2 separate regions of the Homo sapiens genome follow, and region 1 is linked to region 2. The links are chromatin contacts, found by Hi-C or POLR2A ChIA-PET in ENCODE. All regions are on one chromosome and are shown on one strand. The core of a region is the stretch at or near the end of the contact, and the rest is flanking DNA. Distances in the headings are between cores, read along the strand shown.

Evidence for each region. A loop is a pair of places that touch in the nucleus more often than their neighbours do. ChIA-PET counts read pairs that join two places held with the same protein, here RNA polymerase II (POLR2A). Pooled maps may share reads with other maps.
Region 1: a loop to region 2 is called in a pooled map, with 2.2 times the contacts of the local background. The contact joins the enhancer-like site here to the promoter of HEATR5A-DT in region 2. A Hi-C loop is called at or near these places in 1 of 50 pooled maps. POLR2A ChIA-PET finds 5 or more read pairs at or near these places in 4 of 52 experiments (AG04450, PC-3 and WTC11).

The regions. Positions count from the first base shown.
Region 1 is chr14:32,432,103-32,435,719 of GRCh38, reverse strand. AKAP6 (A-kinase anchoring protein 6) reads right to left here. Exons shown (of 14, transcript NM_004274.5): 2 at 1,903-2,260. The coding sequence starts at 2,226. Among named protein-coding and RNA genes, the nearest start is that of AKAP6, 100 kb to the right of the region's middle. Within about 2 kb of position 2,164, at least 5 of the 41 ENCODE cell types and tissues checked have a DNase peak (open chromatin) inside an H3K27ac peak, as active enhancers do.
Region 2 is chr14:31,418,799-31,422,132 of GRCh38, reverse strand. It overlaps HEATR5A-DT (HEATR5A divergent transcript), which reads right to left and starts at 1,375. Exons shown (of 4, transcript NR_110045.1): 1 at 1,156-1,375; 2 at 165-289. HEATR5A (HEAT repeat containing 5A) reads left to right here and starts at 1,583. Exons shown (of 36, transcript NM_015473.4): 1 at 1,583-1,661. RefSeq lists enhancers at 1,263-1,412, 1,843-1,892 and a silencer at 2,003-2,122.

The sequences.
Region 1 (3,617 bases), core at 915-3,414, 1.0 Mb before region 2:
AAAATGAACATAGGACAATTTATATTTATCCCCTTAATAGTTATTGACTGAGTAACTACTATGTAATTACTGTGTTGACTTCATGCCCTCCTGGGGCTCCTTTCTCAGCAGGGGAGACAGACCACACTAAGGGATGGAGCTGATGGAGGTGGGTGTGAAATACCTTTTGACCAAGGTAAGAACGTGATAGGCAGTTCCAATGAGAAAAATACATACAACCCTAGAGTTGGTTTCTCAAACACTAAATATAACCCTATGTTAATTGTACAAAAACTTTACATTCTTATTTGGAACTAAAATTTAAATTTTCACTTCCAAGTTGTTAATGTAATTCAATAAAGTTAATTGACTCATTAATGTTTTTAATAGCCCTTAACAACACATTTTTTTTACTGAGACTTCTAAAGATATTTCCCTTTATTGTCCCCACCTTTTCTATGTAAGTCTGAAAGATTCCAGAAAGCAGTAGTTGACTTTCCTTATAAACCTAACCCCCTATCTACTTATGGGAGCTACATGTAAGGGTAGCCTTGGAGGGGACAGAGAAGGGAAGGGGGCAAAGCAGAGCCTCCAAATTTCTATTTCACTTTAACCTCAAGGAGTTGGAGACCTGCTATTCTGATTATACAAACCATGTTTCACAGACTGAGTCAAATCACTCCCTGCTGCAACAGCAGAAAGATGGCTGGGGTTTGCATTCTGTTGAAGCTAATTCCTAGCCATCTCTCTGTTGCCTTTTTGTACTTTTTTCCCTAATAACCTGTAGAAATCAGACACTAGACCTGCTCAACCTGGGAGAAGCCCAGTCACCTTTAAGATTCTGGCTCTTTTGTTCTCTCCCCCGACCACACTCATTTGAACACTTTCTGTAATGGGGCAGCTGGGCTCTGGATCTGCTGAACCAGCCTGAGAAGGCTGAGCCTGCTCTGCTCTAGGCTCTATGCTTCATTTTAAGTGCTCATCTTTCCCACTCAGGCTGATGGCTGCATCCTGTAAACCATTTAAGTGTTAAGATCCAAGAATGTTTGACCTTTCATTTCAGATTATTTAGGATGAACCAGTTTAGGTAAAGGAAGTTTCCTTAGTGTTACTTCTAATTGACTAGAAATTTACCATGGGGTTTGTGGCCAGTGCCCTGATTGGTTATAAACCTGTCTTGCTCTGCAGGTCACTGACCTGAGTGTGTATTTCCCTCAAGGACCTGGGAGAGAGGAGTGACTATGGCAGGGCGAGGTTCACCTTATCTTGAAGTCCCTAGGCCAAAAACGCTATTAGTAGTACTCTTTACTAGCAACTCCATTTCATTATCACCAACAGTCAGGCTTTTAAAGGGCTTCTGAGTCCACAGACTTTTTTTTTAAATGTCTGAACTTTAGATGAGTTGTCATAAAATCACCTTTGTTCTACATGAAGCATTGTGCCTGGATGAAACAACTCATTGTAAAAGAACATTGCCCTTCCCTACTATGTCAGAATTCATTGTTTGCCACAAAGGCAGCATCAGCTTCAACTGAAGATAACAGTCACATACAAATACTCACAATCACAGCTGCATTTGATATTTTACCTATAAGAGTCTTTTATTAAACCCTTTGTAAGAGTTTTTAAATACTTTTATTCTGTGTAACTTATTTTGATAACACTGCACAAAAATACCCCTCCCTTTCCCCATTTCTCTGCACTATCACCAAAGGCCAGTTGTATTCTAGATAATCAGCACATGTAGTAAAATCAGAGAAGAATTAATTATTTCCATGTTTATCTCTAAAGATAATGGTTTGAAACCTGGTACTGTGCTTTTCTTCCTGGACAATTCCTCACTGGAAATTACAGAACACAGTCTCTAGGTGCCACAGCCTTTTGAAAACTTCTATCCTGAGAGGATCACAGACCTTGCCTTACCTTTAGTTGAACTAGATGTACATCCACATGCTTGCTGTCCGAATCCTGCTGGACTGAATAGGTTAGGTCTCGGACCCTCTCTGAGGTCATCCGGAGCCAGGTCTCAATTTCAGGTAAGTGGAGGACAATCTTCCAGTCAGCCCCTGTGTGTAGTGGGGGTGGCTTTTCATACTGCTGGTCAGAGTCCATGTCCTTCATTGCCTCTTCTCCCTCACCCTGCTCCACAGTGGGTGTCATGTTGATGGCCATGGGTGAAGCATCAGTAGCCATGGGATCCAGGTCCTGTGACCTCAGGGGGGAAAGTGTCACGCTCATGGTTAACATGGAGAAGTCTAAACCTCACTTCTTTCCAAAACAGCTGAAAGGCAAGAGGAAAGAAGAAAGCAAGAGTCAGTCAAGATTGCCAAATAAAGAAATGATACTTCACAGAAGAAACAGGATTTCTAAATTAAGCCAGATTTCTAAATTAAGAAACCATAGCTCATAACAAAAACAGAAAGAGGTGTTTTGATTTTCTACATGGTAGCCCCAAGAGCCAGGAAATAATATGAACATAAAACCACTGTGATATTGACTACTCTCCCCCCACCGCCCCCATCTATTCTTCCCTTATTTCTTAGTAACAAAATCCTGGTTTTTAGCTGTTCATATTCCTGCACAGAATTTAAAACTACATTCCCTATCTCCCTTGCAGCTAGGTGTGGCCATGTTCTGGCCAATGAGTGGAATTGTTGTGTTGAAATTCTGGGAGAGCTGCTTACAGGGAGCTGACTCAATTAGGAGGGGCTCCCTTTATGCCCTTCTACTTTCCTCCCCTTCTTCCAGGCTGTAATGTGGACTTGATGGCTAGAGCAGCTGGCAACTCAGACCCAGAGAGGCCTTTGCGTATGACGGGTAGAGGACGGTGGAGCATGAGGGTAGAAACACGGGTTCCACTTGATACCGGAGGAGCTACCGTACCAGGTCTGATTGCTGCTCTGTACTTCTTTTATGTGAGAAAAAACCAAACTTCTATCTTGTTCAAGCCAGGATTATTTTGGGCTTTTCTACTAGAAATATTCAAACATCATTTTGACTATAAAATCAACATATTCAATACGTGGGACAGCTACGTGGGAAGATGTTCTAATCACAAAAAACACTGAGCTGAATTCAGGAGATGTTGCTCCTTTCTATGATTTGTTAGTTAAATAATAACCTGTGACAATCCCAAATCTTTACTTTCCTAGAAAGTATAAATCATGGATTGTACTGAATAGATCTAATTAACTCTCAATCTAAATTACATTAATATTTGGTTATATGGAATTTTTAGAGGCTTCTGGAATTTTAGGGGTAATAAATTGGTCTGAAATACATAAACAGTAAAATATTAACCAAATAAGTTAAAATAACATAAGTGTAATTCATCAAAAAGTAAGGTGGCATTTTAAGATGAATTTAATTAGTTTAATTATCCAGCTATTAAATTTATCTTTCTTCTGGAACGAGTCTAGTATAAAATATCAACTTTTAGGCTCTTATACTTTAAAATAAATAAGCACTATTTTTAGTCTCAAGAGCAGCTTCTTCTACTCAAGGCAATGAATTTATTTTTCTTTTATACTTTTTTTTCGGGTTCTACAAATTCAAGTTAGTTTATATTGTTATTTCCCCAAAGATGAAAGGTGACTGACCTAAAGATCAGAAATTAAATGTGATTGTCAAAAAGTGGT
Region 2 (3,334 bases), core at 126-2,625:
CACACACACACACACACACACACACACACACATATCACAGAAGATAGAATGAATGGGGCCCCTACCCACCAAACTTGGGATAATTGAGCATCAAAATAAATAATGATAGAGACAGAATATTGGCTGGTGTGGTGGTGTGCATGCCTGCAGTCTCAGCTACTTACCTGGGAGGCTGAGGCAGAAGGATCACATGAGCCCAGAAGTTCAAGGCTGTAGTGTGCACCATGATTGCATTATCGACCTGTGAATAGCCACTGCACTCCGGCCTGGGCAACAAAGGAGGCCCTGTCTCAAGAAAAAAAAAAAAAAAAAGAGAGAGAGAAAAGAGAGAAAGAAACGGATTATAAGTCATTTAACAAAATAGAAACCTCTGGATCCATACTAATTAATATAAATACATTAACTGAAGATTTGATGAGAAACAAGATATTTACAAATATCTTGAAAGGAGAGTTTCAGAGTCTCCCTCACAAAATACTTATTAATTTACAAAGGGGGGAAAAAAGTAACCACACTGGACAAGCCTAACAGACATCACCTTATTAAAGTAAACATCTGTAATGAGAGAAGTTAAAATCGTGCCACCTGATAGGGTGCCATGAGAAGAAAGCAGCAACACTTCTAGAGTCCTGTCATACCTAGCTAAATGTAATCATGAGTAAATATCAGACAGACCCAAAATGAAGGCCATTCTACAAAAATAACTGGCCAGGAATCTTTAACAGCGTCAAGAATATGAAAGGCAAGGCAAGACTGAGAGTTCCAGTTTGAAGAGTAGGAAAGATACATGATAAGTAAATACAATGCCTGATTCTGAACGGAATCTTTTACCATAAACAATATTATTGGGACAATTGGTAAAACGCCGAGTTATGTAAATGTTTTGATTTTGATGGTTATATTGTGATTATGTAGAAGGTGCTTAGGGACAATGTGGCATGGTGTCAGCAATTTAAATCTCAATTCAGGGAAAAAAAGTTCTTTGTACTATACTTGCAACCTTTTTGTAAGCTGGAGATAGATTCAAAATGAAACTTGAAAAATGACATTTAAAACGCTGAGTGTAGTGGGAAAACGCACATGACTCAAGGTAAGAGGCTATTAGTCTCAGTTCTGCCATTGACTTAGTATGTGACCTTGAGCAAGTCACTTTACCTCAGTCCTCACAGTCAAGGCTCTCTAGGGTCCCTTCCACGTCTAACATCTACCCCCACAGCACTGGCCCCGCCTGAATTTCTCCAGGCCCTTTAGGTGTCCCAGAGCTGCACCCAAAGACTCTGGCTTACGATAAAAACAGACAAAAATAGTTGTGGCCGGAATCTCCGGACTGAAAAACCGCTGTCCTAATCCTAACTTGGGCCGCAGTCTCCATCGCTCTTTCGACGGTGAAGCAGTCACGCCTGCCAGAGTGGGCGCTCGATGGCTCGGCGGCCAGCTGGCGGGGCCTTGGACCAGCGGCCCGGCGCAGGGCGCGCTCCCAATCGCTAGCTCCCGCGGTGCTCGCCGCTGAGAGCTTTCCGGCCACGCCCCACGCGCGCCCCGCCCACCTCAATGCCTCGCTGTCGCCGCCGCCGGCAATTCCAGACTCTGCTAGGGTTAGCAGAGCAGCCGGTAACGTTGCTGGACCGGGACGCACGCTCAGCTGAGGAGGACCCCCAAAGGCAGGCAGTCGGGGATCCAGGGAGCGGGGACACCTCCGGGCGCGAGGGGGCTGTGTCTGGGCTGCCTGTTGGCTGGGAAGGAGAACGCACCAGGGCCGCTGTATGAGTTGAGCGCTCGGGGATCCCGAGGGTGGTCGCGGCAGCAATGTGATCGCGAAAGAAGCCGGTGGGAGAACCGGTCGAGGGGCTAGGTGTCTTGACCCTAAGGGCTGGAGTCCGCCGAGAAGGGGCTGACTGGGGCACAGGGTCGGCTGATAAACAGCGTGGTCCGTTCTTCCTCCTGGACTACGGGAAAGTCTGGCTTCACCTGTGCACAACAGGTAGGCGTGGACTCTGCCCGCCAGCGGGAGCCGGGGTTGCCGGGCGTGTGGGGAAGGTCAGCAAGTCGGAGCCCGCCTCGCCAACTCGCCGCTCCCGGGACCCGCCCTGCGGCGTCCGCTGCGCCAGTGGTCAGCCAGGAGCCGGGCCCCGGCCCGGCCTTCGGGCGAGCTTCCTCAGAGGCCCGTTCGTTTTCTGCAGGAACCCTCAAAGAGAGTTCCCAGAAGGGAGCAGTGGAGAGTGTGGATATTTGCTTTCTAACTGTTGCAGTTCTCTCCAGGAAAGAAAGCTTTTCCTTTGGTGGCATTTGCTTAGTGTGAGGAAACATTTTCTTTCACCCTACTCTCGGCCAACGCGGCGTTATTTCAAGTGATTATAAAGTCTTTAGAAACTTTATAAAGCGTTTTATAGTGTTTATTTATCACAGTAATGGATACCTCTGGCAAGTTGGGATAATTTTCTTGACTGTCAAGTCAGATAATAATAAAATGGCTTGAGCTCCTACATTAAAGGTCATAGTTATCCATTGTTTTTATGTGCATTCATTTATTGAACAAATATGCAGCACTTTTTTGGGGCTAGGCGCCCTTAAGGAATTTACAGCCTGAAAGATATTAGAAGTTTAAGGAGGAAAAAAAGGGGCCCACAAGTACACTTAAGAACTTCCAGAGAAAATACTCCCAGTGAAATTACTTAAGCTGTAGGGAAAGCAGAAGTGTGGTTAGAATTGAGCATTAGTTGGATGGGGAGAGGAGAATTTTGTTTAATTTTCCAAACATTTTAGAAAGTATGTCTTTGAGAAAGTAATTTTAGATAAAGTATCGAAGCCGAGATTTGTGTTACATTTTAATGCCATTGACTTTTTTTTTTTCTTCACTGATAAGCAGGCAGGATTTATAATATAAGAATAGTGACAGTTGGAGAATACTGTAGTATGGATTTGTTGTGCCTTGGAATGCAGTTGTTTTACCTAGATGACTATAGAATAGGAGAATAAGAAAAGACTCCTCACCTGAAAGTCAGGAGACCTGAATTCTAGCTTAAGTTCCCTCCACTATTTATGGATGTTAGATTAGGTCACTTTTTTAGTATTATTCATTATTGTATCTGACTTTAGTCACAGAAAATACATGACTCCAAAGTACCTTTTTAATTCTTAAATTATTAATTAAAATTAACTACATTAAACTAATGAATATATTATCTACAGAAAAAAATTATTTTTTTACTTGTCTTTAACCAATACACTTACCTTTCTTCTTGCTTTGTTTCAAAAAGGTTGAGGTAGTTTATAATAGTCTTTCTTAACTATGAATAACATAAGGGTTAAATTCTGAATTTTTTAAATTCTAAAA